3 separate regions of the Mus musculus genome follow, and regions 1 and 2 are each linked to region 3. Evidence: chromatin loops called from intact Hi-C (ENCODE). Cell type or tissue: gastrocnemius. All regions are shown on one strand.

Evidence for each region. A loop is a pair of places that touch in the nucleus more often than their neighbours do. Peaks named below come from ENCODE experiments on the same cell type or tissue, not always from the same donor. Only the 100,000 strongest peaks of a DNase experiment are listed, where the experiment ranks them.
Region 1: a loop joins it to region 3, with 6 times the contacts of the local background. A loop is called at or near these places in 9 of 42 quality-filtered maps.
Region 2: it touches region 3 in a loop (7-fold over the local background); 25 of 42 quality-filtered maps call a loop at or near these places.

What each region holds. Positions count from the first base shown.
Region 1 is chr1:150,523,892-150,531,891 of GRCm38, forward strand. No RefSeq gene overlaps it. Among named protein-coding and RNA genes, the nearest start is that of Gm41967, 55 kb to the left of the region's middle. In gastrocnemius, no CTCF peak of the experiment used is centred here; no DNase peak of the experiment used is centred here.
Region 2 is chr1:150,536,017-150,544,016 of GRCm38, forward strand. No RefSeq gene overlaps it. Among named protein-coding and RNA genes, the nearest start is that of Gm41967, 67 kb to the left of the region's middle. In gastrocnemius, a CTCF peak has its summit at 4,412 (motif pointing right); DNase peaks (open chromatin) are centred at 308 and 4,465; H3K4me3 peaks cover 420 bases; H3K27ac peaks cover 618 bases.
Region 3 is chr1:150,916,180-150,924,179 of GRCm38, forward strand. The region is part of intron 1 of Hmcn1 (hemicentin 1); the gene reads right to left. Among named protein-coding and RNA genes, the nearest start is that of Hmcn1, 73 kb to the right of the region's middle. In gastrocnemius, no CTCF peak of the experiment used is centred here; a DNase peak (open chromatin) is centred at 4,300.

The DNA of each region.
Region 1 (8,000 bases), 390 kb before region 3:
CCTCTCTTTCCAGTGATGGCCGACTAGGCCATCTTTTGATACATATGCAGCTAGAGTCAAGAGCTCCGGGGAACTGGTTAGTTCATAATGTTGTTCCACCTATAGGGATGCAGATCCCTTTAGCTCCTTGGGTACTTTCTCTAGCTCCTCCATTGGGAGCCCTGTGATCCATCCATTAGCTGACTGTGAGCATCCACTTCTGTGTTTGCTAGGCCCCAGCATAGTCTCACAAGAGACAGCTACATCTGGGTCCTTTCGATAAAATCTTGCTAGTGTATGCAATGGTGTCAGCGTTTGGATGCTGGTTATGGGGTGGATCCCTGGATATGGCAGTCTCTACATGGTCCATCCTTTCATCTCAGCTCCAAACTTTGTCTCTGTAACTCCTTCCATGGGTGTTTTGTTCCCAATTCTAAGGAGGGGCATAGTGTCCACACTTCAGTCTTCATTTTTCTTGAGTTTCATGTGTTTAGGAAATTGTATCTTATATCTTGGGTATCCTAGGTTTTGGGCTAATATCCACTTATCAGTGAGTACATATTGTGTGAGTTCCTTTGTGAATGTGTTACCTCACTCAGGATGATGCCCTCCAGGTCCATCCATTGGCTAGGAATTTCATAAATTCATTCTTTTTAATAGCTGAGTAGTACTCCATTGTGTAGATGTACCACATTTTCTGTATCCATTCCTCTGTTGAGGGGCATCTGGGTTCTTTCCAGCTTCTGGCTATTATAAATAAGGCTGCTATGAACATAGTGGAGCATGTGTCCTTCTTACCAGTTGGGGCATCTTCTGGATATATGCCCAGGAGAGGTATTGCTGGATCTTCCGGTAGTACTATGTCCAATTTTCTGAGGAACCGCCAGACTGATTTCCAGAGTGGTTGTACAAGCCTGCAATCCCACCAACAATGGAGGAGTGTTCCTCTTTCTCCACATCCACGCCAGTATCTGCTGTCACCTGAATTTTTGATCTTAGCCATTCTGACTGGTGTGAGGTGGAATCTCAGGGTTGTTTTGATTTGCATTTCCCTGATGATTAAGGATGTTGAACATTGTTTCAGGTGCTTCTCTGCCATTCGGTATTCCTCAGGTGAGAATTCTTTGTTCAGTTCTGAGCCCCATTTTTTAATGGGGTTATTTGATTTTCTGAAGTCCACCTTCTTGAGTTCTTTATATATGTTGGATATTAGTCCCCTATCTGATTTAGGATAGGTAAAGATCCTTTCCCAATCTGTTGGTGGTCTTTTTGTCTTACTGACGGTGTCTTTTGCCTTGCAGAAACTTTGGAGTTTCATTAGGTCCCATTTGTCAATTCTCGATCTTACAGCACAAGCCATTGCTGTTCTGTTCAGGAATTTTTCCCCTGTGCCCATATCTTCAAGGCTTTTCCCCACTTTCTCCTCTATAAGTTTTAGTGTCTCTGGTTTTATGTGAAGTTCCTTGATCCACTTAGATTTGACCTTAGTACAAGGAGATAAGTATGGATCGATTTGCATTCTTCTACATGATAACATCCAGTTGTGCCAGCACCAATTGTTGAAAATGCTGTCTTTCTTCCACTGGATGGTTTTAGCTCCCTTGTCGAAGATCAAGTGACCATAGGTGTGTGGGTTCATTTCTGGGTCTTCAATTCTGTTCCATTGGTCTACTTGTCTGTCTCTATACCAGTACCATGCAGTTTTTATCACAATTGCTCTGTAGTAAAGCTTTAGGTCAGGCATGGTGATTCCACCAGAGGTTCTTTTAACATTGAGAAGAGTTTTTGCTATCCTAGGTTTTTTGTTATTCCAGATGAATTTGCAAATTTCTCCTTCTAATTTGTTGAAGAATTGAGTTGGAATTTTGATGGGGATTGCATTGAATCTGTAGATTGCTTTTGGCAAGATAGCCATTTTTACAATGTTGATCCTGCCAATCCATGAGCATGGGAGATCTTTCCATCTTCTGAGATCTTCTTTAATTTCTTTCTTCAGAGACTTGAAGTTTTTATCATACAGATCTTTCACTTCCCTAGTTAGAGTCACGCCGAGATATTTTATATTATTTGTGACTATTGAGAAGGGTGTTGTTTCCCTAATTTCTTTCTCAGCCTGTTTATCCTTTGTGTACAGAAAGGCCATTGACTTGTTTGAGTTAATTTTATATCCAGCTACTTCACCAAAGCTGTTTATCAGGTTTAGGAGTTCTCTGGTGGAATTTTTAGGGTCACTTATATATACTATCATATCATCTGCAAAAAGTGATATTTTGACTTCCTCTTTTCCAATTTGTATCCCCTTGATCTCCTTTTGTTGTCAAATTGCTCTGGCTAATACTTCAAGTACTATGTTGAAAAGGTAGGGAGAAAGTGGGCAGCCTTGTCTAGTCCCTGATTTTAGTGGGATTGCTTCCAGCTTCTCTCCATTTACTTTGATGTTGGCTACTGGTTTGCTGTAGATTGCTTTTATCATGTTTAGGTATGGGCCTTGAATTCCTGATCTTTCCAAGACTTTTATCATGAATGGTGTTGGATTTTGTCAAATGCTTTTTCTGCATCTAACGAGATGATCATGTGGTTTTTGTCTTTGAGTTTGTTTATATAATGGATTACATCGATGGATTTTCGTATATTAAACCATCCCTGCATCCCTGGAATAAAACCTACTTGGTCAGGATGGATGATTGCTTTAATGTGTTCTTGGATTCGGTTAGCGAGAATTTTATTGAGGATTTTTGCATCGATATTCATAAGAGAAATTGGTCTGAAGTTCTCTATCTTTGTTGGATCTTTCTGTGGTTTAGGTATCAGAGTAATTGTGGCTTCATAAAATGAGTTTGGTAGAGTACCTTCTACTTCTATTTTGTGAAATAGTCTGTGCAGAACTGGAATTAGATCTTCTTTGAAGGTCTGATAGAACTCTGCACTAAACCCGTCTGGTCCTGGGCTTTTTTTGGCTGGGAGACTATTAATAACTGCTTCTATTTCTTTAGGGGATATGGGACTGTTTAGATGGTCAACTTGATCCTGATTCAACTTTGGTACCTGGTATCTGTCCAGAAATTTGTCCATTTCGTCCAGGTTTTCCAGTTTTGTTGAGTATAGCCTTTTGTAGAAGGATCTGATGGTGTTTTGGATTTCTTCAGGATCTGTTGTTATGTCTCCCTTTTCATTTCTGATTTTGTTATTTAGGATTTTGTCCCTGTGCCCTCTAGTGAGTCTAGCTAAGGGTTTATCTATCTTGTTGATTTTCTCAAAGAACCAACTCCTCGTTTGGTTAATTCTTTGAATAGTTCTTCTTGTTTCCACTTGGTTGATTTCACCCCTGAGTTTGATTATTTCCTGCCGTCTACTCCTCTTGGGTGAATTTTCTTCCTTTTCTTCTAGAGCTTTTAGATGTGTTGTCAAGCTGCTAGTGTGTGCTCTCTCCCGTTTCTTCTTGGAGGCACTCAGAGCTATGAGTTTCCCTCTTAGAAATGCTTTCATTGTGTCCCATAGGTTTGGGTACGTTGTGGCTTCATTTTCATTAAACTCTAAAAAGTCTTTAATTTCTTTCTTTATTCCTTCCTTGACTAAGGTATCATTGAGAAGAGTGTTTTTCAGTTTCCACGTGAATGTTGGCTTTCCATTATTTATGTTGTTATTGAAGATCAGTCTTAGGCCATGGTGGTCTGATAGGATACATGGGACAATTTCAATATTTTTTTATCTGTTGAGGCCTGTTTTTTGACCAATTATATGGTCAATTTTGGAGAAGGTCCCGTGAGGTGCTGAGAAGGAGGTATATCCTGTGTCAATGCTTTCTATGGCATTCTCTGCACCTGAGATTCTCTCTTCCATCTCTTGTATTCTGTTAGTGATGCTTACATTTATGATTCCTGATCTTTTTCTTAGGTTTTCTAACTCCAGGGTTGTCTTTGTGACTTCTTTATTGTTTCTATTTCCATTTTTAGATCCTGGATAGTTTTGTTCAATTCCTTCACCTATTTGATTGTGTTTACCTGCAATTCTTTAATGGATTTTTATGTTTCTTCTTTAAGGACTTCAAACTGCTTACGTGTGCTCTCCTGAATTTCTTTAAGAGAGTTATTTATGACCTTCTTAAAGTTCTCTATTATCATCATGAGAATTGATTTTAAATCTGAATCTTGCTTTTCTGGTGTGTTGGGCTCACTGTGGTGGGAGTACTGGGTTCTGATAATGACAAGTAGCCTTGGTTTCTGTTGCTTATGTTCTTGCCTTCCTTCTCATCATCTGGTTATATCTGGTGTTAGCTGGTCTTGCTGTCTCTGAGTGTAGCTTGTCCCTCCTGCAAGCCTGTGTGTCAGAACTCCTGGAAAAGCAGTTCTCTCTGGGAGGAATTTGTGTATGGACAACTGTGGCCCAAGGTCAGCTTTGGGATACAGAGAGAAATCTGAAGGATCCTGTCCCCGGCTGTTCCTTGGTTCTTGTGTCCTGATGGCTCAGGGAAGGTCTATCTTGGGCCAGGAATTTGAGCATAAGTGGTGATGTTACTGTGCTCACAGGTGAGTCAGTACTCCTGAGAGACCAGCTCTGTTCTGATGGTATTTGGGTATGGAGCACTGTGGTACAGGATCTGCTCTGGGTGCAAACAGAAACTGGAAGGATCCTGTCCCAGGCTGTTCCTAGGTTCCTGTGACCTGAGGGCTCTGAGCAGGTCCTTCTGAGTGGAAGTGGTGGTCTTACTGTGCTCACAGGCTTGTCAGCACTCCTGGGAGACCTGCTCTCTCCCAGCGGTATTTGGATAAGGAGTGCTGTGGCACAGGATCAGCTTTGGGTGCAGACCTTACACAATGTTTTAAAAGCTCTAATTTGTTAAATCAAACTGGGTTTGGTGGTACACATCATAATCCCTGAACATTGGATGCAGAGACAGGAGAGCCTTGAGTTTCACAGTAAGAGCTTGCTTTAAACAAGAAAGGCTGGGGTGCCAGCTAGACATGTTTTCATTCATTGGTTGTCCTCTGTTCTCCTGTAGATGACAGTCTTGTTGGTCACCTGTGAATTTCCTTCAGCTCTGAGACAATAACTAGGCAGCAATTGCCTAACAAGGAAAACAATGTCCCTCTTTAGAGGAACATGGCCACCTTGCTTTCCATTCTCTTTGTAGACCATCTTCTCCTTCATCCATGTAGCTTGGTTTTATGAGAAATTTATTCTGAGGTAATACAGTCTGAATGTTGAGGAATATTTTTGACTTTGTTGGACTCTGACCCTTTTCAGTATTCTTTTGTTTTTAGTATAGTAAAGCTCTGATGGTGTTTTTCTTTCCTCTTTCCCCCCTCCAACCCCCCATATCAGGGTCTCACTTCCTGAGACATCCAAGAATTGGAATTTCAAGCTACTGGCCAGCAAGAGAGAGGCATTGACCCTTGGTTAGACCCAACCCAATGACGTAAACCATAAGGCCATCACTGCTCTGCTTCAAATATGTTTTTTTCTGAACATGCCCAGGTCCCCAAGACTTTGATTTCACTTGGCCTCCCAAGCATCAATTTTGTTAAATAACAGGGGATTACAGAATAAAGCCAGCAGAGATTTCCAAAAGAGTTTCTAGCTGGGGGCAAAGTTTCTACTTAGGACTCTGAGCTGCAGTGTCTTTGTGTGTTTGTATGTTGTTATAACAACATGCCAGAGGCTAAGTACTTTGTAAGCAGAGGTTTATCACGAGGTTGTGGCTCATGATTCCACTGGGTAAAACTTCTGATTGGTGTGCTGGCTGCATCACAAAATGGAAAAGAGGCAAAAAGGGAACAGCTTATGTGGGTGAATAGGGCACTTATATGGGCAAGTGAGTAAAAGAGTTAGGAGTGCCAGGCTCATTTTTTTAAACATAATACTCATTTTTTTAAACATTGATTATTTGGAAATTTTCCATAATGCATCCCAATCACCTTCACTTCCCAGTCCTCCTAGGTCCACACCCCCTATCCTTGTGACCAACCCCAAAACAAAAGAAGAAGAAGAAGAAGAAGAAGAAGAAGAAGAAGAAGAAGAAGAAGAAGAAGAAGAAGAAGAAAAACGAAGTCCAGTCTTTGTTACCCATATACTCATTGGAGCATGGTCAAGCTCCCAGTGGCCAACCCCTTAAAGAAAACTGAATCCTTCCCAACCTGCATCCCTGCCAGATACGATAAACTGTGAAGAGCTATACTTCAGCAACCCTATCAAAAATTTAAGAGTTCTCTTCAATGGATTTCTGTCTAGACTGTTTTCTTAATGGATTTCTGTCTAGACTGTTTCCATTTATGTGTGTGTGTGGGGGGGGGCACAGAAGCCTTTCATGTCTCTCATTCTCAACTGTGACTCTGCAGTCTTTGATACCACTGAAAAACAATTTTTTTCTAGACATTTATAGTCAATGGCAACATGTATCATGGACTTCTACATGGTTTCTGGCTATAACATGGGCTATGGGCATCAATCTGGCTTCAGGTGGCAGCACAGACCACATACATCACCATGGTCTCTAGTGGCAGTATTGCCCAGGATAATTCTTTTTATAACACGCAATCCATTCATACCAGTCCTGATATACTCCCAGGAAACAGAATTAATCAATTCCAAAAGGTGGGACTTTAACCTATTTACCGTCCACTAGCACCATCTTAAAGGAGTCATGGTGCAACTTCCCTGCCAGAGGAGAGCATGTGTAGAGAAAGTATCTGACCCTGGAACTCAGGTGAGATTACCATTTCCTCTCTGGTAATTCTCTAAGGCGGGTCCACTAAGGAGTACACAGGCAGAAGTGGCACAGCAGCTGGAACAGGGTCCTATGGGCCTATATCTGCAGCCAGGAGTTGGGGCTGTTCCACAGCCCTCTGCACACTGGTCTTGCCAGGAGAGAGCCGGTCTGCCAGGAGTGCTGACACAGACTTACAGACTCACAGGAAAAACAAGTTCTAGCCAGAGACATCAAGAACATCTAACACCAGAGATTACCAGATGGTGAAAGGCAAACACAAGAATCTTACCAACAGACACCAAGACTACTTGGCATCATCAGAACCCAGTACTCCCACCACAGCAAGAAGTCCTGGATACCCTGGATACACCAGAAAAGCAAGATTTAGATTTAAGCTCATATCTCATGACACTAGTAGAGAATTTTTAAAATGACATTAATAACTCCCTTAAAGAAGTACAGGAGAACACAACTAAACAGGTAGAAGCCCTTAAAGAAAAAACACAAAAATCCCTTAAAGAATTACAGGAAAACACAACCAAATAGGTGAAGAAATTGAACTAAACAATTCAGGATCTAAAAATGGAGGTAGAAACAATAAAGAAATTACAAAGGGAGACAATTCTGGATATAGAAAACCTAGGAAAGAAATCAGGAGCTATAGAAGCAAGCATCACCAACAGAATACAAGAGATGGAAGAGAGAATCTCAGGTGCAGAAGATGCCATAGAGAACATTGGCACAACAATCAAAGAAAATGCAAAATGCCAAAAGCTCCTAACCCAAAACATTCCGGAAATCCATGACACAATGAGAAGACCAAACATAAGGATAATAGGTATAGATGAAAATGAAGATTTTTCAACTTAAAGGGCCAGTAAATATCTTCAACAAAATTATAGAAGAAAACTTCCCTAACCTAAAGAAAGAGATGCTCATGAACATACAAGAAGCCTACAGAATTCCAAATAGACTGGACTAGAAAAGAATTTCCTCCCGACACATAATCAGAACAACAAATGCACTAAATAAAGATAGAATATTAAAAGCAGTAAGGGAGAAAGGTCAAGTAACATATAAAGGCAGACTGGAGAAAGCATACACTAGCAGCTTGACAGCACACCTAAAAGCTCTAGAACAAAAGGAAGCAAATTCACCCAAGAGGAGTAGATGGCAGAAAATAATCAAACTCAGGGCTGAAATCAACTAAGTGAAAACAAAAAGATCTACACAAAGAATCAACAAAACTCAGAGCTGGTTCTTTGAGAAAATCAACAAAATACATAAACCCTTAGCCAGACTAACTAGAGGGCAC
Region 2 (8,000 bases), 380 kb before region 3:
GGGGGTGTAACTCAGACTTGAACTCTGTGTGTTTTTCCTTTTCCTTTAATCCACTTGAGAGCTCTGCTCTCCCCTGCTTCATGGGGGGGGGGGGGGCTCCTGGGGGAGGGGCGGGGGGGGGTAGTTTGTGTCCCGGCTCCCGGTATTTTTTGTTTTTTATTTTTCCAAAAGTCCGGTAGAGAAGATTCTGTGAGGCCTCCTGGCAGTTCTGAGAACAGGGGGAGTGTCAGTGAGGGAACTTGGCAGTGGACTGTGCCCCTGGGGATAAATAAAATACAGTAAAAGGCTCTGTCTGGGAGAGGTGACAGTGTTCTGAGGATTCCAATGTCCTCAGGGTATCTGAAATGGACTACACACCAAGGGCTGGGGCCAATCGAGCACCTGAGCAAAGCCGAGGCCAGAAGTCCGCCATGTGCGGGGACAAAGAGCAAAATGAAGTCCTGCAAACAGCAGGGACCTAGGAGACCTGCGACAGACTCACTCTTTCCTTTCCACTTGGCTCTAACAGAGCCATTTCACCTCTGAGCTTCAATTTTCTTACAAGATAGAGGTCGTGCTAAAGAAAAAGTCTTGTGAGAAAAATACACAACTTGGCGCTTACTGAGGTTTCCCTCTGTCGAGAGGACAAGCTGTAATTTAAACGCAGATGAGCTTGGTTGTGGAAGTCAGGCAAGTCAAAGGCTGTGGTAGCTAAGAAAAGCACTAAGATAAGCACTAAGTCTCTGCTTGGGGCCCAGACTCTGTGTGAAGCAATTTGTTTTCAGTCCTCAAGGGAGACTGAGGTGCCCGTTGGAAAAATAACTCCATAAAATACCCCAGAACACAGGCATACCATCTTGTTGGTGCTCAGCCTCCACCACACTTTCCTTTCTTGGGAGTCCTACTGGGATCACGTGCCTATTTGTCTAAGGCTTTTATTATTCTCTACATCCCTCAATTTTCAATACTTTTTAGATCTTTAGGCATGAATTTTGGTCACATTCATTCAACATGTTATTTTTTTTTTAATTATGGTTTAGACTGGAAGGTTGCTCTGTGTGTCCTGCAAACACACACTTTCTGTACAGAGGATCCTATTGGTTAAATCAGAACAATGCCTTGTATGTTCATAAGCAGTACAGCTGCTTGGCTTGGCAATTCACTCATAGGATGTTATACAATAATCATGTATTCCTTTTTTTCTTTGTGTATAGTATTGTACTTGTCAATGGCCTTCATTCTAGTATTTTATATATGTAAGCAACCTATTTTCATAGTATTTGTACCATCTCTGAGGATAGATTCTGATTTTCAGGATTCTTTTCCTATCATTAATGGTTTCAAAGTGGAATAAAGATTGCTGCTTTATTTAGTCTCATACACCTAGCATAGATTACTGCGCACAGATTCTAAAAATAGCAAATCCAATATTTTGAGTAGATTCCGAAGCAATTAGAATTAACTTACAAGGCAGACTATCTTAAATGTATCAATTCAGAGTACACAAAAGGCCACGAAGCCACCAACCTAATTAAATCTTGATCATACACAGATGCACATGGTGGGTTTCAGTGTATGTAGTGGGCTTAACAGAATTTTTTCTTGGCTTCCCATTGGTCTCCCATTCACTGCAGTATACAATTACTGAAGAGCATGCTATCTCATTACTTTAAATAGTCACGCAGTTACAGATGGTTGATAGTTTATTTTTAAATCTGTCATGTGATATATTCTGGAAGCAGGCATTGAACTTGGGAATATAATAGAATTTGATAACCTCAGACTTTTAATTAAATACTCAGTGGCCAGAACACTATATAACTAGTGCCTAAATTTATGCTAAAATGAAATTAAAGTTGTGCTTGGGTGAACATTTTTTGTGAAAATCCAGCTGTATTTGATTAACCAGTTAAGGGTTGTTATTTGATCCCTTGACTCTGTGAAGGGTTTTGAAGGAGTTGGCTGGGAAGGAATGTCTTGTAAAGACCAGAGACACATTTCTGGGCTGCTAGGGTCCTGCCTAAAACACTGCTGGGGAGACTCTCCTTAACTTCCCAAACCTTCAAGATCCTTGGCTTCAGTAGCTGTCTCAGTCTTACCGAAGCAGGATAGGTACGAAGGCCTGCTCACGGCCACCAGGTCCTTACCATGTGTGAGTGTAGCCCCAGTTTCCAGCCATAGACTCACTGGCTTACTGAATCTCATGTGGGCAATAGTTGGCTTTTTTAAAAAAAGACTAGCTGTCCAGCATTGATCTGTAGTTGGAGATTAAAATTACTTGCTTCTTGGCTATGATGACACAGGGAGAATTCAGGTGAACACTCGAACTATTGGAGAATTTGGGGATTTTCTTAGAATGCGTGAGATGTTTGTCTCCATTTCTCCACCAGATTATCTTTATTAGGCAAAATACAACAAGATATTTATTCAGTTGTGTATAAATGAAGGCTCATTTCCTTATCTAATATCTGGCTACTAGATTAGAATTGATGTAATAGTTTAAGTAAGTCAAGATTAGCTTTAGCTTAAAGGAAAAAAAAAGATTCATTTCAAAGACAATTTCCTCTATGTGTATTGTATGTGTATAGCAATTTATTTAAACTAGACTACATTTCCCAATTTTCTTCAATGAATAGTTCCAGGTTAGTATGGGCCACCAAAGATACTTCGTAGACAGTTTGGAAGACGGGATATAAACAACAGCCACAATATTGTTCTGCTTGGATGGCCAGGCAGCCTACACACATGGTCCTGGATCTGTCTGCTCATCTTGGCAGTGGCTACTGGACATCATTAGCCCCTTGGTTTCTACACCTGCACCAAATGCACTGTTAGCTGGATGATGAAGGATGCTTCTGTAGGCTGTTAACTCTGATGCAGTTCCACAGGAGGCTGGAGGGGACCAACATCGATCACTGCTCTTTTTAAATCCACAACCACCTTTCCCTCTCCAATGTATCACCTACTGACCTCAAACACAGCAACAGATGTTGAAAAAAAAATGAAAAAAACTTAATTGTGTTTTTCCAGTGCCTACAATTACATGTAACCAAATCTTTACAATGCACTCCTATTGAAAAGCTAACCACAGCTGGATTCACTTTTCTGAAGAAAATGTCACTCATACAATCGGTATGTATTTGGGTGCCAGAATTCCTACTTCTAAGGGAGTTTAGCTCACAAGGTACCAACTAAGGGTCTATACTGACACAGAAAGACTGCTGATAGATGAAGTAACAGGAAAATAAAAAGAATCTGAACAGAAACAATCAATGCTTTCCTAATTTTGGTGACTTTCAAGGGTTCTTTTGTTATGGAGTTTATTGTTTGATACTAATTTTAGGAACAGGAGCTTTCAAATGGCTTTGTGATAGAGATATATTTTTAACATTTTGATTAATCAATAATATTAAATGTATGTTTATTTGTGTGTGTGTGTACACACATGTGTGACCAATGATTTATATGTGCAACATGTATGTACAGGTGTCCTCAGGGACAAAAAAAAAAAAGTATCAGAGTCTTTGGAACTGGTGATGCAAATGGTCATGAAGCTGCCCAATGTAGGTGCTGGGAGCCAAACCCAGTTCTCTGGAAGAGCAGCAAGTACTCCTAACCCCTGAGACATCTCTCTAGGCTTAGATATCTTTCTGAAAGACGAAGACCTGGACAAGCAGCATGGATCGCTCTGAAACTCTGAGCTATGCTGGTGGGTTACACCGGGTGGTGGTGGACACCTGCACATTGGATTCAAGCCAAGTTGGATCCAGAAAGTTATTGTTACAGAACCCTGTACAAGTCCCTTACTCTTTCTGAGCCTTCCGTTGGTTTATTTCGTTTGGTTTTGGTTTTGGTTGTGAGACAGGGTTTTTCTGTATAGCCCTGGATGTTCTGAAACTGGCTTCGTCCAACAGGCTGGACTTGAACCCAAAGATTTGCCTGTTTTTTTTGTTTTTTGTTTTTGTTTTTGTTTTTTGTTTGTTTTGTCTCTACTGGTTGGCTTTAAACTTTGGATTTTTGTTTTATCAAGTTCAGACAAGTATAGACCCGAAAGCAGAATTTGTCGTGTACCACTATTGGCAAGTACTACCTGTCTTTTTTTTTTTTTTTCATCTTTTTGTTTGTTTATTTGAAAGTGTTCTTGAGGGTGGGATCATGATCTTGTCTTCATTGTCCTAGTATTGTGTGAAGCCTTCATAATGAATAGTATTTGTGACACAAATGCCTACATGAATAATCAGAGGCATGTTTTCCTTCCTTATATAACATACCTAGGTTTAGTCTTCACCATAATCTCTCTTCTGGCATTCGTAATGGGCAATCTGCCTATGATGTACAGAAATATGGTGCTACTTCATGAACACAATGTTTGGTCCAATGTTCAGGTTAAGAATTTCTCATCTGCAGCTCTCGGGTCTGATACACAAAGGTGTGTTAATCACCAGTAGATGTCGCCATGAGAACACACAAACGACTCTGGCCTGCTCAGCTGAAGCCCGCCCTCCCTCCACAGCCTTTCATTGCTCTCCTGGAGATGGTGAAGTGAGGTTGGTCTCCAGATGACATTCCTCAGCACAGAGCTTTGATGGCTACATTTGCATCCAAGAGTAGAAAGAAATTTCAGAAAGCTCCAGAAAGCATGCTTTTATCTATGGGAATGGTGGTCCTTGATTGAAGGGATTTGGAGAATTAAAAAATGATTAAAAAATGTTGCTTGGCTGTTCCCTAATTATCTCTAGGGAGAAAAGCAGGGGGCTGATCAGGAATGGGAAGGATAGTGACTTCTTGCTTTTGTATGTGTCATTTGTAGGTTTTTCTTTTCTTTTTTCTTCATTAGTAAATAAACAATTCCAAAGAAGAGATTAAACTGTTGTCTGGCAACATCTTGACAGTGTATTTTCCCCTTGAATTATTTGTTTTGTTACTGATTAATGAAATTTCTATTTTTTTAAAATGATGATACTGTTGCCTTTTATTCTCCAGAAGGTCTCTCACCCATTAATTCAGATTCATTAATTTGAATATTTATTATCCCACTATGTATTAGAAGTTGCAGAGGTGCTAGTATGGTGTTAAGTCAAGTTCACTCTATTGTCTAGAGAGTTCCACAGATGGGAATAGATAAGGAATAGGTTGACTTCAAAATTACCCTTTTCTATTTTCTAGTTTATGTGCAAAGCTACAAATATGTACATTTATAATGAAAATACACACATTGTAATTTTATAGGAGTGAAGGTTTACTGAGATATTGTCAAAATCAAGAGCTCCTTTCTTAGTTGGCTAAGTTGCTGTAGACTTCTTAGAGCAATGTGTTGATATGTCGTTTTTTCTACGTCTAGGAATCATCTAGGTGACAGAGATGTATGTAAAGAGAGCTTTAGTGAGACCTATTATGTTGGAGAAAAATAAGAAGGAACAAAAAGGATAAGTAGTTGTCACCCCTTCATAGGAGCTACAGTGGGGCATAGTTACCTTAGTGAATGACCCTGGGACAGTATCCTCCCTGAATCCTGGGGCCTTTACATTGCTTGTGTGACTTGAGTTCTATGCAAAGTTCCAGAGAGAAAAATTGCTCGAAATGAGCTATCTTCCCTTTGACTTTTGGATTAAGGGTATGGGCACTTTGAAACAGCTACCCATAGTGCACTAGGGGAGAGGTTGTGTAGTAGACCCTACACTGATGGAAGTCTAATCAGGTTGACACAAAGTTCACTTTTGAGGCAAGAGTGTCATAAAGATCAAAGGATAGCATCATGGCTGTTAAGATCACCTTGCCAGGTTAAGTCAGTGATTCAGTCCTGGGATGCTGGCAAAAGTAGCGAATAAACTCAAGTCAGCTGCTGAAGCCTGTGGCAAGGACCTGGAAAACTGCTGCACGGCTCAGTAGGAGTAAAGATTGCTTCAATTTTAAGAAAGGTAAAGAAGAGTCTGACAGTTTTAGCCTTTGAATTGAGAGTGAATCCTCTAAACTCAACCTGTTATCAGGTAAGAAGATAAACCAGGCTCCTCCTCCTCCTTTTAATCCTATATTAGTATCCCAAGACGAGATGCCACAAACTGAGTGACTTGTGACAATAGAAATCTATCCTCTTCCAGTTCTGGAGGCTTGAAGTTCAAAATCAAAGTGCAAACAAGGCCACACTTCCTTGCAAACCTTCATGGAAGATGCCACCCTTCTAGCCTCTTGAGGGGCTGTCACTTCTCAGCTTAGAGCAGCCTCTTGTCACTTGGTGGTCCCCCTATGTGTCTTTCTACTCACAGGTTTTTCTTTGCCTATAAGACATCAGTCGTGTTATCTGTCAGGGCCCTCCTAATAACATTTAACTTATATCTGAAAAGACAGTTTCCAAATAAGGTGACATCTCTAAACCAAGGACTAGGATTGCAACTAGAGAGAGTATATTTCTAAGCATGCCAAATACCTTATTTGTTCTTTACATTATCTATTTTTCTCTATAATTTATTCTTTTATTTTCTTTTTTAATTTAAAAAGTATACATTCTAAATATTTATATTTATACTATAGATTTGTGCTACTCTCAGCTTTGTCCAGAGGAAGTTCATTTTTTTTTGCAGTGAGTAGTGGTAACTGTGGAAACTTATAACTGGTCAAAGTATCCAGCATAGAAACTGTGAGTTCTCACATGCTCCACTATGTTCATAGCAGCCTTATTTATAATAGCCAAAAGCTGGAAAGAACCCAGATGTCCCTCAACAGAGGAATGGATACAGAAAATGTGGTACATTTACACAGTGGAGAACTACTCAGCAATTAAAAACAATGGATTTATGAAATTCTTGGACAAATGGATATATCTGGAGGATATCATCCTTACTGAGGTAACCCAGTCACAAAAGAAGTCATTAGATATGCACTCACTGATAAGTGGATATTAGCCCAGAAATATAGAACACCCAAGATACAATTTGCAAAACACAAGAAAATCAAGAAGAGGAAATACCAATGGGAGGATACTTCATTCCTCCTTAGATTGGGAACAAAATACCCATGAAAGGAGTTACAGAGACAAAGTTTGGAGCTAAGACAAAAGGATGGACTATCCAGAGACTACCCCACCCTGGGATCCATCCCATAATCAGCCACCAAACCCAGACACTACTGCACAATGCCAGAAAGATTTTGCTGAAGGGACCCTGTTAGAGCTGTCTCATATGAGGCTATTCCAGTGCCTGGCAAATACAGAAGTGGATGCTCACAGTCATCTATAAGATGGAACACAGGGCCCCCAATGGAGAAGCTAGAGAAAGCACCCAAGGAGTTGAAGGGGTCTGCAACTCTATAGGTGGAACAACAATATGAACTAACCAGTACCCCCAGAGCTCATATCTCTAGCTGCATATGTAGCAGAAGATGGCCTAGTCGGCCATCACTGGGAAGAGAGGCCCCTTGGTATTGCAAACTTTATATGCCCAAATACAGGGGAATGCCAGGGCCAAGAAGCGGGAGTGGGTGGGTAGGGGAGCAGGGTGGAGAGAGAGTATAGGGAACTTTCGGGATAGAATTTGAAATGTATATAAAGAAAATATCTAAATAAATAAATAAATAAATAAATAAATAAATAAATAAATAAAAAGAAACTGTGAGTTCTCAACTAGGGTGGGTAGTCTATCTCAGTCTCACATCATCCAAGAACTTTCGGGATAGCATTTGAAATGTATATAAAGAAAATATCTAAATAAATAAATAAATAAATAAATAAATAAAAGAAACTGTGAGTTCTCAACTAGGGTGGGTAGTCTATCTCAGTCTCACATCATCCAAGGCCCAAGGAGCTTCTCAGAGGAGGGGGCCAGAAGCAGTAGGTGCAAGAATAGGTGGGTGGTAAGGAGGCTGTGAAATGCTGACCTCTGGACATAACATGACTGACTGCGGCAGGCACCAACTCCCAGGAGCTATGGCTGTTTGCAGGAGACTTCCAAGCCACTCATACTTCCAGTTTGGATAGGGGAAGGGCTTCTAGGCTTCATCCCTAATGGAGAAGCTCTTGGTGGCTGGTG
Region 3 (8,000 bases):
TGGCGCTTAGCGGCTGCTGTTTCAGATCTACTCGATCACGTGTAGCAATTCACAGACAATCACACATTTTGAGAGAAGTGGCCAGTGGAAGAAGTTCATAGGCACACTCTTAGGTGTTGAAGTATCTTGATCTGCAAGCCAGTACTCATGTGGATAGTGCGAGTGAAATCACCATGTGCAAACAGCTATGTCATTCAGAAGGAAAAGAATAGAAGGCGCTAGAGAAAAGAAGCAAACAACTCCATTCAATACAACTGAAGCATGTTCTGGCATTTGAAAATCCTACGACAAGCCTGTCCTCTGGTGCTCCATACATGTAGGGGCCAGAAACCAGTGTCGTCACCAGGGCTGTAAAAGAACGTCCAGTAGCTGAAATGATTTATCAGTTCTTACAATTAAAGGTAACTGCCGTGCCCTGAAAGAATCGTGAGGAACCAGGTGTGGTTGGGATTGTGCCCTGCCTGTCAGACATGGGGAAGTTGAAGTGAGGTTTCTGGCAAAGTCCCAAGGAAAGAACATATGGTCTGAGTTTTGAAGAAAACACTGGACAGGAGGGGGACAGCTGATAAAGAAGGGACTGAGGAGAATAATAAGAAGGGTATAACACAAACATGAAAACAAAACACAAGAGATGAAATAAACAAACAAGAAAAAAAAAAACTACAAGGGACTGGCTAAATTTTTCTGCCAACTTCTGAGGGTCTATGGGCCAAAGCAGCTGCTGTGTTCGTGGCGTGGATTGGCCATATGTAGTCGTCTTCATCTCCCTTTCCATGTTACAAAAGCTAAAGGAAAAAAAACTGAATATTGGGAGACAAAGGCAAAAGACCCTTCCTAGGCCTTTTTGTAAACCATGTGTAGGAAGCATTACACATCCGCTTGTGAATTTGTGATCGAAATAATCAAATCAGCAATTTGTAAGTCATGTAACGGACCAAGAAGAGAAAATTGCCATCAGTGACCCTTAAGATTTTAGAATCGAACACTACTCATGAATGTACAAACCACTATTTCTCTATAAATTCACTGCTAGCTAAAATATAAGCTGCTTTACCCTGGCCTTGCCAGCTCTCTGTAGTGTAGTCCTGATTGCCCGTCAACCTTCCCTCCTGCCCTGTCTCCCTCACATACCTTACACCAAGCCTGATCTTTCCATTTGCTTTGTAGTTAAGTCCAGAAGATTCCACACCCACTTTTACTTGACTCCAGCTGTCACCTCAGCCTGGATTCACCTGAAACACACACACATACATACACATACACACACATGTATATACACATACACACATGCACAAACACATACATACACACGTGCAAACATGCACACACATACATATAAATGCATGCACACATACACACAAAATATTCATAAACATAATGCTGCCTATTATAGACTGTATTCCTTAAGAACAAGCTAGATTCTATTAGTTCTAGGGAGCACTATAAGTACTCCTGCCTCCCAGCTAGAAGGACTTTGGGTGCCATGCAAATCTATAACCCTTGGGAATATTCATATACATACATATATGTGTGTGTATATATAATATCATAATATAGTATAAATATATCATAAATACATATACTGTAATAATATTTATAGTATATACCCTGTTGAATCTGGGCTAAGTAGAGTTTTTTATTAACATTTTTCTCCCATCATGCTCAGTAAACACTTTGCACAAAACAGTCTTTTGGAAAAGTCATTACAATAATTTATTCACAAATCCACTGAGCTTCTATTATCAACTACAAATTTGATTCTATTACACACCAAGACATGAAAATACAAGCATGCCAAAAATATAAAATAAAATAAAATAAAATAAGAATGATAGCAGCAATCTCTCCCTCTGTGACTCTTCCCATGTGGAAGGGAAGGTTTCAGCAAGAGACCATTAAGACTGGGATTGTAGTATCAGTGCTCAGCCGCCCCCTCTTAAACATTACAGTGTCCATGCCGAAGCTCTCTCTGCTTTTCCCTTTCTGTCTCTTGGCCTTTCCCCAGATAGAACCAATTCCAGGTGCTTGCCCTAATGACGTTTTCAAAACTCCTAAGACAAAATGTACTTAAATGCCTCAACCCACACACCAGGGCAGTGGTACTGAGTCAGCCCTGCTAGGATGTTACCCAATGCTGACCACTGGTTTTTCCACCTCATGTTCCAAGCTGCCTTTATTGCTAATCAGATACAGATGGCACAAGCATCCTAGTCATACATCATTATCTAAAACTTATGCTCTGATGGACAAAGTGGAGATAAATAAACAGTTTTAATCTCTTAGCCTGGATCCAATAAACTGACCTATGTTGGAAGTTACTATGGGAATGAACTTGCTGTGAGAGTTGGAAGCTGGCATCCAGACATGGTAAGATGAAATTCTGGTTACCTTTTTTTAGTCAACTAAGATATTACAAGCATCCCTAGAGGTGTGGAAATAGTCAACTGAGTGCTTCAACATGCAATGACTGCTCTTCAAACGTTCAAGTAGCATCATTATCCATTCTACGAAGTCAGGTGAGCATGAGGGTCGAAAGATCTTTGTTAGTAGCTGCCTAAACTCTGCTCTTTCTGAGTCCTTTAACTTTCCTCTCTGACTAGTAACTCATCCCCTGAAAATGGGAAACAACTCATATTATTTTTCAGGATATGTCAAAAGAATGTCTTGCCCTCCTGATTCCAATTTTTGCCTCTGTAAAACTTAGTCCTTGAATTCTTGGCAGGATGGGAAAGACTAATAGCACTGCTGTTAGTTATACTTACTATATGAGGGGTTTTTTTTTTCTTTCACTGTAGCAAAAAACCTGACACAATTAAGTTATATTTAAAAAATAAATAAAAAGTTTGCTTAGGTTCTCAGTCTGAGAAGCCACAGTCTACAACTGATTAACTCTGTTGCTTGTTGGACCTGGGAGGAGGTAACCTACCACAGAAGGAGCACACAATAGTGTAATACACAAGTGCTCACTTCGTGGAAAGGAAGAAGAAAGAGGAGAAAGGAGAGACTGGATCCTCCAGTGACCTGGAGCCCTCCCATGAGGCTTTGCTTCTTAAAGGCTCCAACAACTTGGGATAGTGCTAGTCTGTGACTCAATCCCTAAACTTAAGAATTTTTAGGGTGCACTAAGATGCAAGCTGTAATATTGACCCCTGAACATTACTGTACACATAGTTTTAAAGTTAGGGGATGCTTAAATATTTGCCTAATGAACAATTAGGCTAGGTGGTCGGTTGGATGGTTGTTTGGGTTGGGTTGGGTTGGGTTGGGTTGGTTGGGTTGGTTGGGTTGGGTTGGGTTGGGTTGGGTTGGGTTGGTTGGGTTGGGTGGGTTGGGTTGGGTTGGGTGGGTTGGGTTGGGTTGGGTTGGGTTTGGTTATTCCTAGTCAAGCATGCTATTATGGACATTAGGAATGAGATCTCTTGAATTGATTTTTTAGCAAAACTGCTTCTTTAGTAAATATCTCATGGAACAGAGATTTTTTAAGGTTCTTGTAGGATCTAAATGCACGCTCTCATTTAACAAGTCTTCCTGGGATATTTTCTATCTAATCACATAGCTAAGCATCATGGGTAGTGAATATAGTGTGTACTCACAGAGCTGAGCAGCATGGGTAGTGAATATAGTATGTACTCACAGAGCCGAGCATCATGGGTAGTGAATATAGTATGTACTCACAGAGCTGAGCATTATGGATAGTGAATATAGTGTGTACTCAGAAGACTCCTACTTGATTGTGATTCTCACAAGCTCATTAATGAAGAAAATATAAAAATAAAAATTTGTAAATAATTTTTATGTCTTGGAATTACATTTATCACTCAGAGCAAAATATGCAATCCCTTTTAGAGTGAATTAAATATAATAAAAGTAGAAGTAACATGTTAAGCAAACACACATGAATTAACACCATCAAAATCCCTGTCAATCTATATGGAATACATCCACTCTGTGGTCACATTTTCTTGAAGCCAAGTCTAACCATTGCTTGCAGTAACATTTACTCCAGCTCCTGGTACATCTTATTAGTATACACTGAAAGAAAATAAAATAAAATCTGGTATAATTATACCTCTGTCTATGACAGCAGAGCTAAGTCTAGAAACAATAAAAGCAAAAGAGAAAAAGCGTTCCTTCCAAATTTCAAATAACTTTTATGTTCCATGTATAAATTAATATATGGGCTTCATAGAGTGCTGTATAAATTTTCTTGTAAAATTATTGATAGAATTTTTGGTTTTACCAAATGAGTCCACCCTCTGGAAGACTCCATTTCTTACTCTGTATTGGAATACAGCGCCACCTGCTGGTCCTTCTAGATCCATGCTAGAAACCTTCGGTCACATTAGTCTTACTAAACTTACGTTTATTCAAAAGCCACTTCGAAAGGTACACTTTCCAAAAGCAATTAAAATTTGATTCTTCTTTTAAAGAAAACATCTTAAGGTGAAATTATGTGAAAATCGCTCTGCTACTGAACTAAATTTCTCTTCAAAAAATTTCAATCACAAATTATTTGATTTTGCACTTACTAAGTAGAAAATTTTAAGGAATGTCAATATAAAGTATACATTTTAACTATACCATTAAATAAAACATTAGAAATTAATACCCATCCCTTAACATCTTTTAATTTTAACAAATAAATTAAAGTTACATAAATAAGAATGTAATTTTTTTATTGTTCCATACAAATATCAACTGATATTTCTGTTATGGGTCAAGTTCGATGTCGGGCTTTGGAAATCAGAACTAACAGGACTGATGTGGTGTTTATAGCGTAGTTATGGAGAAAAGTTGAACAAATGCCCACTCAGGTTGTTGCTATAAACTTCAATCAGATGCGGTGAGGAAGCCTTCAGGAAATGCTCTCATAAGAGAAGCATTTGGAAACTACACTCATGTACGCTTACAGAGAAAATGTGCAGCACTGAGAGCTACGAAACCGCACTGTTGTAAGCCTGGGCACGGACTGCTAGACACTCTCTTTCATTAAAAGGGAGGAGTCCCGACTTCACCTTATTGAGCATGATGCACACACTAATAAAGAGAGTATGTGCATGTGTGCTTGTACATCTGTGTGTTGAGAGTCCAAGAAAATGTCAAGGCGGAGATAGTTAAGAACCAAGCGGCAATTCCTTGGACAACTAAATTGCCAAAGTCATGTTCAATGCTTTCTCCCTCAACTATTTAGCAAGCTGTTTCATTATTCTTCTTTTATATAAAATAGCACTTTTTCTTCAAAAACCTAATATCTGCATTAAATATTTAACTTTAAAAGCTCCCAAAATGAAGGACCAGGGGCCATGGCTCAATGGTGATGCTCTTGAAAGCATGAAGCCCTGGATTCCAGCCCAGCACTCCAAACAAAAGCAGAGCTCCCAAGTGGCTTTCTTTATCCATGCAAAACACATCAAACAGTTTTTACTTCTAGGGTCTCAAATATTATGTGTTATATAATGAACAGATAACCAAAGTACATGACTACATAAAAGCTATTTCAAATAAGAAATCGTTTCCATTTCTCTTGGAGTTGCGTACAATGAGTCACTGTTGTTTGGGTAATGAGACAGTACCAGTGAGCTTGGATTATAGTTCTTTATTCCAAGTCAACCATTTTTCAAGATGATCCAATCTGTTTTAGATGTTCTCATTGATTTAAGCATGTGGGTGTACACTTGTATTAAGTTTTTCAAAACACACCAACTATAACACAAAAATTAATGTTGCAGTAACAAGATGTTTATTGAGAGCAAATTGGTCAAATACATTAGACAAAGTACAACAGGCTGTTTCAGTTTATTGTCGCAATTTCTGTCTAAAAAATAAGGCATTATTAAGTAGATGTGAATTTATTAGCATATTTTATATGTTGAGTTTCATAGATGGATACAAGGCATTCTGGGAATATCCACCCTCCCCAATGATGCTCCTGGACTCCTCTGAACACATCCTACGCCCAACTTCAACTCAGTCTGTTTTTTTTTGGTTTGGTTTGGTTTGGTTTGGTTTGGTTTGGTTTGGTTTGGTTTGGTTTGGTTTGGTTTTAACCCTGTGCATTCAATTAGTGTGCTTGCCTGCGGATCCAATGGTGTATAGAGTATGGCCATCCAATGGTTCATGGGCAAACTACCAGGGGCCACACCCTGAAGAAATATGACTCTCCCTTCCCTGTTAGACATCAACTGTGATTATGTACTAAGTTAGGAGTGAGGTCTCGAGTGTCCCTTTTCTTATCATAACATCAACCCACTTGATCTTGTGTAGGTAAACAGAACTATGAGTTTGTGAGCGCAATGGCTGTGTCACATCCAGAAGAAAGATTCACAGCAGTCATACATGACCTCTGACTGCCACTCTCTCTGTGGTCCCTAAGCCTTGGAGAGAGATGCGATAAAGATGTACTGGTTGTGGCTGAACAGTCTGTGGGCACTTATTATCTATTATTATCAGTGTATTGACCAGCTGTGAGTCTCAGCACTCCTTGCTTCTCACGCACTAAGAAACTGCTCTGATGAGGCCTGGAAATTGCATTAGATAGCAAACTCCTTCTGTAGCAACAGCATGTTACCTACAGACTGGCTAGGTTTCCAGTTGGCTGAGTACTCCGCAGTCCTCATCAGGATTCACCTTAAACAGAAGTGAAGCCTTTATGATCAGGACTGATACGTATACCAAGTCTTGTACTTCACAAATTTCAAGGAAATGCCCTGGTATGTAATCCCATTAACTAAGGCAGCCTCGAGCTATTTAATGAGTACTACAGGGGAAACTGCATAAGGAGTGCCAAGAAGGAAGATACCGTAGATTATTTCAGCATGGTCACCATTTTTCTTCAGAACAAAGTTAAAATAACTTAATAAAGACATATATGGATGCAGGTATACATTTCTGTGGAAAGGAAAAGAGAGTCTTTTCCTTCTTTCTAGTCAGTCTTCTAGTTTTAATGAGAACACCTGGATTTATAAGCCCACATTCACGTACTTCTACCAAAAGGACACTTCTCCATTTCAAGCAGATTGAGGTGTAGAGAACAGCATGCAAAATATATTGAGTTCAATTGACAAAGCACTTTCAAGAGGACAGGAGCGATGCCTCTTGGTATAGGCTGTAAAGCCAATCTCTAATAGCTCTTGGTTATCAGTTTCTCTAATAGCCATTCTTAGGGCTGAACCTCTAAAGTGCTTCTTTTTCCCTTAGATTGTGGGTTTTTTTTTTTAAATAATGCTTTAAGATCATTCCTATCTAAAGTCTTAGATGTCAGACATGTGGAAATGAAATAAACAAATAAACTAAGCTTGTACATATACAAAAATTTGAGATCAAATTTCACGAATTGAAAAACATTCCGTGACAAAACTTGTTTGAGAGATGGGGGTGTAGGGTGGATTTGTTTTTTAATAAACAAATGCAGATGTTGAGGGGGAAACGTTTAGATTTTTGACACTGCTCTTTGCTAACACAACTGCCAAATGTTTTCCATAAGCAAACAATGTTGAAACGTCTGAGTACTTTTTCATGGAACCACCACCCAGATGAACTCTGAAAAATGGAATTTACCAATTTACTGTTAATGAATTTATGTATGTGATATTTCTGATCAATATAACTGTTACATTTTTTTTACTTCTCTCTCATGTGTTCTTATTTAAACAGTTATGGGAAGAATTCAGGACTTATCCATGTTGTGTATATCTGAGATATACACGTACAGTTGGGATTTATTCAATTGTCATCAGACTTTAGGAGTATAAAGTTTCATGCAAACCAACTATGGATGCAATGCCCTATTTGCCGTATAAAACAGCCAGAATCCATCTTGATGTAATTAACAAAATGCAGAGTTGCTCCGCCATGTCTGATAGCCCGTATTTGTAACCCAGCACTTGACACACTGAGACAGGAAGATCACTGTGAATTCTAGAACATCCTGGAACTGTTCAGTTGTCAAGGGAAAATAATCTAAATTACACTTAACAAAATGACTCTTTCTAAATAGGAAG